2 separate regions of the Mus musculus genome follow, and region 1 is linked to region 2. The links are chromatin loops, found by intact Hi-C in ENCODE. Cell type or tissue: heart. All regions are shown on one strand. Links, peaks and the distances in the headings refer to the core of each region. The heading gives the core; the rest is flanking DNA. Region 1 holds the start of Gm51679 (a long non-coding RNA gene). Region 2 holds the start of Lrrc49 (leucine rich repeat containing 49).

Evidence for each region. Peaks named below come from ENCODE experiments on the same cell type or tissue, not always from the same donor. Only the 100,000 strongest peaks of a DNase experiment are listed, where the experiment ranks them.
Region 1: it touches region 2 in a loop (2.3-fold over the local background); 1 of 42 quality-filtered maps calls a loop at or near these places.

What each region holds. Positions count from the first base shown.
Region 1 is chr9:60,519,416-60,524,791 of GRCm38, forward strand. Gm51679 (a long non-coding RNA gene) reads left to right here and starts at 407. Exons shown (of 2, transcript XR_003948172.1): 1 at 407-1,761. It overlaps 9230112J17Rik (RIKEN cDNA 9230112J17 gene), which reads right to left. Exons shown (of 4, transcript NR_040464.1): 4 at 4,552-5,376. It also overlaps a transcript of Thsd4 not described here. In heart, for the core only: a CTCF peak has its summit at 2,729 (motif pointing left); a DNase peak (open chromatin) is centred at 2,646; H3K4me3 peaks cover 2,090 bases; H3K27ac peaks cover 3,433 bases; H3K27me3 peaks cover 975 bases.
Region 2 is chr9:60,684,947-60,690,299 of GRCm38, forward strand. Lrrc49 (leucine rich repeat containing 49) reads right to left here and starts at 3,188. Exons shown (of 17, transcript NM_145616.4): 1 at 2,866-3,188; 2 at 2,193-2,249; 3 at 89-176. The coding sequence starts at 2,913. In heart, for the core only: CTCF peaks have their summits at 2,639 (motif pointing left) and 3,325; a DNase peak (open chromatin) is centred at 3,125; H3K4me3 peaks cover 1,511 bases; H3K27ac peaks cover 1,244 bases.

The sequences.
Region 1 (5,376 bases), core at 125-5,124, 170 kb before region 2:
AGTCATGTGCTTGGGCAGGCAAACACAGGCATCCCCCTGAGACTCAGATAGGCATCCTATGGCCTCTGTACCCATGTGGCACATGCACACTTGCGTACAGAAGGTGAGGGGGAGGAGGAAGGATGTGGTATTTGCAGTAGACCCTGCATCTGTCATAAAAGTATCATTCCTAGTTCAAAAGGCAGCCTGCAGCTGAGGTCTTCAAAGCTATTATGTGCACACAAATCAATTTCTCCCTCATCTGTGTCTGCACATGGATATTCTCTCTCTCTCTCTCTCTCTCTCTCTCTCTCTCTCTCCCCCATCCCCCCTCATTGTTTGTCTCCTTTACTTCCCTTCTTTCTCCCTGGGTGGTCATTTATTAGCTACTCTCCTCGCAGCCCCTGGAGGCCAGTGATCCAGCCAGTCTTGCTCCATATAAGCCCCCAGCACGCAGTAATAGTCGCTGGCACACAACAGATGCTCAGAAATATTTGCTGAAGACAAATTAAATGGAAGTGAATACTGGAGAGCCATTGTGATTCCTTGCAGGGAATGATGTGGTGAAGTCAGAATTTCAGGAATATTAATCTGTCAGCATGAAAGAAGATGGATTTAAAATGAAGAGAGCCACCCATGGCTGCGAGTCAGGAGGGAGATTGTTACTGTAATTTGGACATGGTTTAAGGTAGGGGCAGGAAAATAATTGGAGATATCATGAAAGAATGCGGAAGGGGCATTGTGATAAATGAGCTCTGCATGTGGGGAATGGGATACGGGTGCTGGGGGTGAGGGGCTTGAACATGGACACCAACAGCCAATTGGGATAAAAGTGAAGTCCTGGGGAGAGGAAAAGAACCATACTAAGACTCTGTGGGTAACAGACAAGATCACTAGGCAAAACAAAAACTTCAAGCCCTGATCTTCCTCCAAAACTCTCTGGTTTTCCTTACTTCACACCTGGCTAGAGAGACTTCCTAGCTCCGAAGAGTGAGGGAAAGACAGTCTGGTACCCCGCCCTGAGCTAGGCATGGAGATCATGCAAGCGCATCTTCCCCCTCCCTGAGGCCGATACACTCACTTGTGTCAGTAGGGGCTCCATGCATTCTCGCCACCCAAAACCATTTTGCAGGCTGGACCTTTGGGGATTCCCTGCTTCGGCCCTGCGGAGGTTTATAGGAAAGTCCCGGGACTCTCATCTGCTTCCTCACATTAATTTCCAGGGCAGAACTGTGCTTTTCAAAGGAATTCAGCTATGGTGCCAACAAAAATCTATAGGAATTGAGTAGGGCTACGTCTAAATCACATTTGAAAACTGTTTGCACCTTTGTACACAGAGACCCAATCAAGATTCTCTCAGGGCCAGCAACTGCATCCCTTCAGTCTCTACCAGGTCAGAAACATCAGTGATGTCCAAGACAACACAGTGGCTCTAAAAGGTGGGAGATCTTAGCTGATGCCCAGATGTCTCAGATGCAAAGGAAGTTGGACTTGAAAATTCCTTGAGTTCTGGCTATTTTACTTACTCCAAAGTCTAACGGGCTTCAGCGCCACAGATCCAAGACTTTATTTAATTCACCTACTGCCTGCAAAAGGGTGAGCCACTATCTGGCAAGGGATGCACTTTTTTAACAGCACAGAAAGCTTCAGGACTGCTTAAGATCTCACTAGACCCATAATTCCACGTGCTAAGTGGGTACCTCGAAATCCTCTTCCCAAGACACAGCTGAAGCTATTTCTAAGAAAACTGAAACTCCACTTCCAGATCTCTCCCACTTCAAGGTGAGCAAATTGATCAAAAGCTAACTGTTCAGTCGCATTCAGGGCCACGGGTATATGAGCTACATTTGACGTACAGAAGCAGCAACAGGTCCAATTAGGGGATCACTGACGCTGGATTGCAATGATTAACCTGACCTGGGGATCAGAGGCTTTCCAAGAAGCCAGAATGATGGAGGCCAGGGGCTGGGGCTCCAGAGGTGCTGACACTCCATCAACAATCCCAGGCTAAGAAAGGGAGAAAGGCTGGGGTGGGGACTACAAGTGCTATAGGTGCAACTCACCAGTTCAGCTCTGAGCTGCTGCGCATACCTCAGGAGGGCCAGTGGCTGCTTCCCCCAACCCCAGGGGGCCAGGCCCTAAAGTTGAGGGTCAAGGATGGAGAATAAAGGCAGAGCAGGCCTCCAGGAAAGAGAAAAGAAAGAGAAAGGTAGGGGAAAGGAAAAAGAAGAGGAAGAGGAAAGGGGAAAAAGAAAGGAAGAAAAAGGAAAGAGGAAATAGGAGAGGATGGGAAAGAGAAAAGGAAGGGGAAGTGTGAAAGAAAGAGGAAGCAGAAGAGTAAAGAGAAAGGGAAGAAAGAAGCAGGTACGACGTCCCGAGCTGCCGCCGGCCCCGACGTACCCACGCGCGCCAGTCTGCGGGGCTGCCCCGGGCTCCGGACTGCGGCCGGCCGGGCTGCGCGATCTGCTCACCTGGGCTAGTCCGAAGCGGCCGACTCCTCAGCCCCGCGTGCTTCCCGAGCGCCGCCGCATGGACGGCCGCCCGCCCCGCACGGGCTCCCGCTGCGCCCCGGTGTGTCGGGTGCGCGGGCGGCCAGCGAGTGCCCAGCGCACGGCTCAGGCGCGGTGTCTGCGGGTCGAGAGCGCGGTCCGCGCGCCCTGCCCTCCCGCGCGGCCTCCCGCTGTCACCTCCAGCCGCCCCTGCCGCCCCCTGGCGGCCGCCAAGGGGAGAGTCGGCCCTGGCCCACCCAACTACCCCAGGGACCCCTGGGAACCTGGTGAAGGGACATCCACCAGGAGAGGCAGCAGAAGGAAAGACTGTCCGGACAGAGGCTAGAGGGCAGGAGAGTGGTGATCATGGAACTTAGAGGGGGCCCGGGCTGCCCAGGGCCGTCAATGGGAGGTCAAAGAAGAAGGCAATGGAGACCAGAGTCTGAAGGCAGTCAGAGGCTGCCTTCATCTTAGCCAGCAGTTGGTGGGAGCCTTTGAAGGACTGCTGCCCCAGAGAGACAAGGACATCCTTGAGCATTGAAAAACAGCCATTCCGGTTGCAACCACGGGGTTGAGGCTAGTTTACAGTGAAGCTTTCCTTTCTAGCTTCCTGGGCATCCCTAAGACAAAAACTCCCTAAGCACCAGGACAACTCAGCACACCTGCCTGATCTAAGGTTCTCGGACTTGGCTGCAAGCAAGTGCATTTGCCTGCAGAGCCATCAAGCCATAGAGCTGGTCGCACTCCCAGGTTCTTGAGTCCAAACGATGCTAAAATGTTTCAACTCAGCCCATGTGTACTAGAGCTGAGAGAAGCAAGCAAGAGAAGGAAAATCTCCCCCTCCCCCTTTTCTCAATCGAGAGCAGGTTGACCTTAAACAATTGAAGAGGCCTCTAGGCACAGACAGGAGTCTCTCTCCCTTGAAGTGAATGAGCCTGTTTGTTTATGGCTGCCTCAAAAGCCTGCCTGCAGGGGCTGTTGGAAAAGGGCAGGTGTACCCTTGTGCTAATGTGGGTGGTGGCAGAACGCAGTCCTACTTCAGGGCCAGGCCACATCAGGGGTGGGTGTGGTGTGCTTTGTGGGAGCAGGAAAAAAAAAAAAGAGAGACAGGAAAGATACCCCACCATTAAAACAATAACAAAGAGAGCTGGGAAACACAGGGATGAGGCCAAAGAGGGAGAGTGGATTTTGAGAGCCTGGCACCTGGATCCAGCTGGGGCTGACGGAGTCCATCTGGTTCAAAACAAACAACTTTTGATGAGAGGCACCTGGGCGTGTGTGGTTAGACAACTCCAGGGTGTCTCACATCCAGATCCAGTGAATCAAAGAGATCTTGCACACTAACTCATTTCATCCATTTGAAACCAATAGCCAGGAGATGGCTTCACACCTGTAATCCCAACACTTCTTAGAGGAGGCAGGAGGATCAGGGGTCTAGGTCATCCTTAGCTTCATATCCAGTTTGCAGCTGGCCTGAGCTACAGGAAACTATGTTTCAGACAACATAGTTGAGGCTGGGAGTACAGGCCTATAATCCCAGGTACTAGGAGGCTAAGGAAGGGGCATTGAAAGTTCAAATCCAATGTGGGTAATTTAGGGAGATCCTATCTCCAAACAAAGAGCATAAACAGGGCTTGGGGTGTAGTGTAGGGCAGAGTGCCTGCCTGGCATGAATGAGGTCCTGGCTCTATCCCCAGCACCACTAGAAATCAAGAATTCTTAAAGGACAGAGTGGACTTAGTAACAGAATGAGGCAGGGACAGAGCACAAGGAAAGGGCAAGGTCTTCTTTATTGTTTTACTTTTGAAGAAATGCTGGACTTAAAGCTAATGTTGGAGAGATGGCTCAGCAGTTACAAGCCCTTGCTGCTCTTCCAGAGGCCAGAGCTCATTTTCCAGCACCCACGTTACCTGGAACTCCAGCTCCAGGGTACTTGACACCCCCTTCTGGCCTCTGTGAGCGCTCTCTCTCTCTCTCTCTCTCTCTCACACACACACACACACACACACACACACACACACACACACGGCAGTCACTCACACAGGCATACACATAAATAAAAATAAATCTTTAAAACAAACTCCAGTCATTATAAGATGAATTGTTTATATAAGAGCACTTCTTTATGCTAGAGGGGGAGGTTTCCTATTTCCCACTATTTACTGGCAGTCCTGTTCCACATCTTGTTATTAACTCATGGATGTATGCACATATGTATGTTTATATATTTGTTTATATATGTATCTATGTATGCATGTGTGTGTATGTTTATATATGTATGAATGTTTGTGTGTGTCTATATATGTATGTATATATGTTTGTGTGTGTATATATATATATATATATATGTTTATATATGTATGTTTGTGTGTATGTTTATATACATATGAGTCAGATGGGGAGGATTTTGTCCCATGTATGAAATAAGCTACTAACTCTAACCCAAAGACTGGGTAAAGAGGGCAGGTGTTTCTGATGACAGTCACAGGCCAGCTGCAGTCACTTAACTCTAGTGTCTGCCTGAAGTGCCAGTGTCATCTATATATAACATACCACTTTCACAAGCTAAGGACATAGGAGATATATATATATATATATATATATAATGTATCTATGTATCTATGTATCTATGTATATATATATATATATATATATATTATGTATCTATGTATCTATGTATCTATGTACACTGTCCCTGCATTCAGAGGTACCAGAAGGGGATATCAGATCCTGTTACAGATGGCTGTGAACTGTCATGTGGTTGCTGGGAATTGAACTGAAGGCCTCTGGAAGAGCAGTCAGTGCTCTTAACGGCTGAGCCATCTCTCCAGTGCCTAGGACGTAGGATTCTTACCACTTCTGAAAACAGCCCATGCTCTTGGTGCTCTTGGTTGAAACTCTCTGATTG
Region 2 (5,353 bases), core at 1-5,000:
AATTCAGGTTTCCTGGGTTCTAGTCATTCAACAATATTAAATGATACTGTTCAAAGGGAATGACTCCGCTCTCTGTTAGTGACAGTACCTTGCCTGCTTGAGTAGTTCCTCTCCAGGTCATGCTGTAACAGTCTACCAGGAAATGGTGGTGTTTCTCTGTTAAGCCTGAATTCAACCTGAAAAATAGTATTTAAGAATATATATTGATAGGAAGAAATTGACAGAGATAAACTTTATTATAAGATAACAGATAAAATGTGCTTTTTAAAAAAAGGATGGCCCCAGAAGGGCCACACATTATATGATTCCATTCATATGAACTACCCATGGTTGAAAAATGCATAGACAGAAAGCACATTTGCAGTTTCCAAGGGTTTAAGATAAGTGAGGAACTGGGAGCAACTGCTTAATGAAGATGAGAGTGTATGTGGACTGATGAAATGTCCTACATCTAAATGGAGGAGATGCTCTTGCAACACTGTGCATGGACTTAGTGCCCCTGAGGTGTAAACTTTAAAACGGGTTATATTGGAATTTGCATGGGAGGTACAATTTTTCCAAACTTACAATTAAAGGCAGTTACACAAGATCAGATTAAAATACTTCCAAACTGTCCACAAATATAATTGCCACAAATGCAATGACTGAAAGAATTATTTGCTCAATAAAAAAAGAAATGCAAACAATAAAAGCTAAGTGGAGCTCTTGACTTTTTAAAAATCCTTCACATGTCAAATTGTAATGCAATAAAATTGCATATTTAAGAATTTTAACTCTTTTTAATAATTTTTCATGGCAGAACTGAAAAGCCCAAACCAGTCTCGCCTCCTAAAACTGTCCATTAAAACTTTAAAAATCCATCTTCAAAGACTTCCGAGGCTTCTCCATCACCCACCCGATCACAGCAGCATTCGCACTCCATCAGTGTGAACACATGTCTACACAAGAGAGGATGGTATAAAAAGGATGTTGAAAACACAGCACTCCTACAAGCACATAACGGTAGAAAAAGACCCACCTGGCCAAGGCAGGTAGGAAAGTTTTACATACAGTCCATTATGCCTGATTCTAATAAATACATTTTTTTCATTAATTCAGCTGTTATTGGAGATGATCAAACGATGAGGTCAGGGGAGTCACACAGGGAAGGGTTGGCTATTTTGACATCCAAATGTAACTAGTCAGCTGCAGTCTGTTAATCAGTGGCCCCTCCCATTCAAACCTCCTATGGCCTCCGTTTAGTCTCTTCTTGCTGCTGTCTGTAAACTCCGGCCTTTATACTACAGAGTCCTTCCAGTGATGTCCACTTCACAATGTTTTAGGGAACAAATGAACTGTGACGGTTGAGAGCATACACATTATTTAAGGGGAGAAGTGTATTGTGTACGGCTAGCATAGGGGAGTGGGCATGCGTGAGTGCTGAGGTGAGTGAGGCAGGAAAGAAAGAAAAAAAATGTATCTCAAAAACCAAATGAAAAGCCAGAGACTTTGGAAATTACCAAGATATTACAAGTAAATGGTCTGGGTGTAGAAAGAGGGTTCAGTGGTTAGGACCACTGCTGCTCTTCCATGGGACCTGAGTTGGGTTCCTAGTACCCATGACAGGTGTCACAACTGCCTGTAACACCACCTCCAGAGCATCTGACAACTTCCTCTGGCCTCCAGAGAGACACAGAGACGGATGCACAGACACACACACACACACACACACACACACACACACAAAATAAGAATCTAACACTCAATACGTTATTAAAACACTAACATTTCCTCTGCTAAGCTAGTTTTTCTTCTGATTTAAAATGAATCACAAAGTGAAATCCTCCTAAAATGTCCCATTTTATCCTTCCAGAGATGCTACCATTAGAATGATACCATCATTTTACCTATGTCTAAGGAAGAAAGCATTTCTTAATTAAATTATGCCATACAACCACTTTTAAGAAATACCTTCACCAGAAATGTTTAAATGTAAGGGGAGGGGCTCTTGTAATGGAATGACCTAAATTGATACAAGAGGGATGATTTGGCTTTATGAAAGTAGACAGAAAATAAAGTCAGCTTTACATTGAAAACCAAAATAAGAGACCCTCAGCCCCGAGGTCAGAATCTATATATAAAATATACAAGTATTTGTGTACAATATCTGACCATTTATTTTCAACTTAAATACAAATCTGCTTAAATCTTACTTTGTTTTTGTCAGAAAGTGACGACGTTTGAATAACCAGATGAAGTCCACAGTTCACCTGAAATGTAAAAGTTAAATTATAAAATGATTTCTTAATGCATACACACCATAGTATAAACACATTATAAGAAATGGAACACAGTCAAATATTCCATCTTTCTTTGCCTTTTCTGGTAAATGAGCATTTTCTGAAGTCTAGGAATCAAGTAAAATCAAGTCAAATGCTTTCATTAATTTATTTTTCAAAATGTCGGAGGCACGGATTTCACCCACCTTGTACCTCAGGCTTTGGAGCCCCGACATTTCTGTTGCCAGTCAGGATGTCAGTGCTTGAATAAAGGAGGTGGGAGTGTCTAAGAACAGGTTCCTTTCTCAATAGAAAAAAAGGAAGAAGTGGGTGGGGGATAACTAAAGGAATCCCAGTGTTTGCCTAGCAAACCAGCTCCACCTTCTGGGGAGCTCGGGCCCTGGGCAAGATTTTAAACACCCATCATACAATATTCAAAAACTCTCAGAGTGCTTTGGACTAGCCCAGGAAACCCTAGCCTCAATGAGACAATAGCTTCAGTCGCCCCGATCCCAGTAATACAGCCCATCACCTAGGACAAAGACGCCAGTCAGAGAGGACAAGACTACTATCGGAAAGGAAGAAAAATCAGGAAGGCCCAACTCACGTTATTTGCAGCTCGGCCAGAAACGGAGCGATATTTTCCGGGAATCATGGCAGGAGACAGTCCAGGATGTTCAATCCTCCTTCGAGGTAATCCTACAGCTAAGATTCAAAGAGACCAAAAGGGGTCATCTCCCAGGCAACCCGCTCAGGGGTTACCATAGAAACCACCATTTCCGGTCTGGTCCTCGCCCTAGATCTTTGGGCCGTCCGGGCGGCTAGCCTCGGGGAGTATCTGTGGGGCCCCGTGCGTCAGCACTTCCTCGTTCTGGATTTTTTTTTTTTTTCCAGGCCGCTTGAAAACAGCGGGAGGATCCGGAGGAGGATAAGACGAGGAAGAGGGAGGACACATCGGTGGCTATGGCAACCATGACTTCCGGTCCTTTCCTCTTTAGGACCCGCCTCAACACTGCCCGCGGGAAGTTTGATTCCCTCTGCCTGCTGCTGCCTGTTTTCCTGGCAAGATCGCAGGGAAGAGCTGGAGGAAGGTGCTCATAACCTTCCCATTTAATTTGGCCCTTCCACTAAGCCGAGACAAGGAAGGATACAATCCGACCTGGAGATAGTGAAGGGAAGCCAGCTTTCCTGAGGCCCCTGCGGGCAGAGGAACGGAGTGCGCCAGACAATCGATCTGTCCAAAAAAAAAAAAAAAAAAAGACTAAAGCTGTGAAGCTACTACTGAAGACAAGTCTTGCTAATAACCCCTTCCCTTCCCTAAGCTTCTTTTGACTGATACTGGCTGCCTTCAAGTTCATGTTCCTGGCGAGCTAAACAAACTTCCAGTCATCTCCTCACTGCATACCTTTCTGCCCCCACCCCACCCCCAAATACTGATTACATATTCCTTGCATCGAATTATCACTACTTGCTCTCTTAAAAACTTCCAAGCCCTCTTTGGGACAATCCAGCTTCCACCCTATGACCATTATGTGGATTAAACAGTGGCTCTATGACAGTGCAGAAGGAATGTTTAGTTCTAAATCTGAGAAAAGGTTGCCAAGAAGTTAAGTGGTCTGTAACTGACATTTTGACTTTGAATTGTGAGACTTGTATAGAATGACAGGGCTGAAGGCAACCTTATTTCTCAACTAGTCCAAACCTATCCATTTTATGTGAGGAGACACATCCAAAAATTAACTTCTTCAATGGCCTGGAATTCTTATTATACCTCCAGTCACCAGAACAATATTCTTTCTGTAATACTAACCTGCTTCCCACATCTGGGTGGATGCCTAAGACCCTTCCTTTAGTGATATTCTATCATCATTTGGAATGTAAACATATAATTTTTGGATCAAAATTATGAACACAACTTACACATCCTTGCATGATTTTTCTCCTTTCCCTACCATCCTATTAATACCACTGTCCTGAAGAGTTCATAGACATAATGCTGATCTTTTGGTTCCTCAGCATTCCTCTCTTTTGAGACTGCTCACCTGTTCCCGGCAGTAACCATAGTTATTCCTTTTCCCATTTTCTGGCACCATCAATAAAGTTCTGTCCCTTTTTTAAAGCAATAAGCTCAAATATAGTTTCTCCTGATCCCTGACTTACATATTATGTTTTTTAAAATATTTATCTTTATGTGTGGGGGTGGGGTGTGGAGGTTAGCTAAGGTATGAAATCATGGTGGTTACAAGAATAAACTTGGTGGCCAACTCATGGGTTTCAGTTATGGTTCTGCCAATAATTAAGCATGCTTCCTATGCCCAGGTTCCTCATCTGTAATAGAAAGATGTTATCGCATCTCAGCCAAAGCCTTTCCAGAGCTGTAGAGAGTTAGTTACTTGGAGTAATGTCTGAGGCACAATACTTACCATATTAATTAAGCATTGATTGTCATCACAGTCAACCCTTGGCCCATGTATTTTGCTTCTGAAGCCTGTGTTCAGCCTGTCCTCTCTTCACTAACTCATTTTCAGGCAATGTCTTGAATGCTAAAAACAGGGAAGCTCGCAGGGACACAGATGTGGTGCTGAGCTGAAGCTTGGGGGAAGAACTGGGCAGCCAAGTCAGCAGTGTGGAGCTGCATGAGAATGCGGGCGTTAGTTCATGCTTGTTGCAGCTGAAGCAATTATCTATCTGATACAATCTTTGATGCAGTGCTCTCAGCAGGCCAACTGTGACAGCTGATCTGTCTGTCCGTTTGACTAGATCTATAACCAACTTAAATGGTCGTCATCAGGAACTCCTTTGAGAAAAGTCCTCCATCAGATCATTTGAAGCAGTAAGAGCCCACCCTCAATCTAAGTGGCACCTTCTGATGGCAGTCCAGGTGAATGGAGATTGAAAGTGGAAACATTGCTTTCTGCCTGCTTGCCATTTTTTTTTCCCGGCGAGTGCATCTGTCTTACTGCATTTCTTATCCAACAACAGAGTAAGTTTCTTTGGGCTTCCAGCATGTTCTGAAGACCAGCAGCTATCCAAGAATACTCTTGGCCTTAAGTGCCAGATTGGAACTACAGAGACATCCAGACTGAGTCACTAGC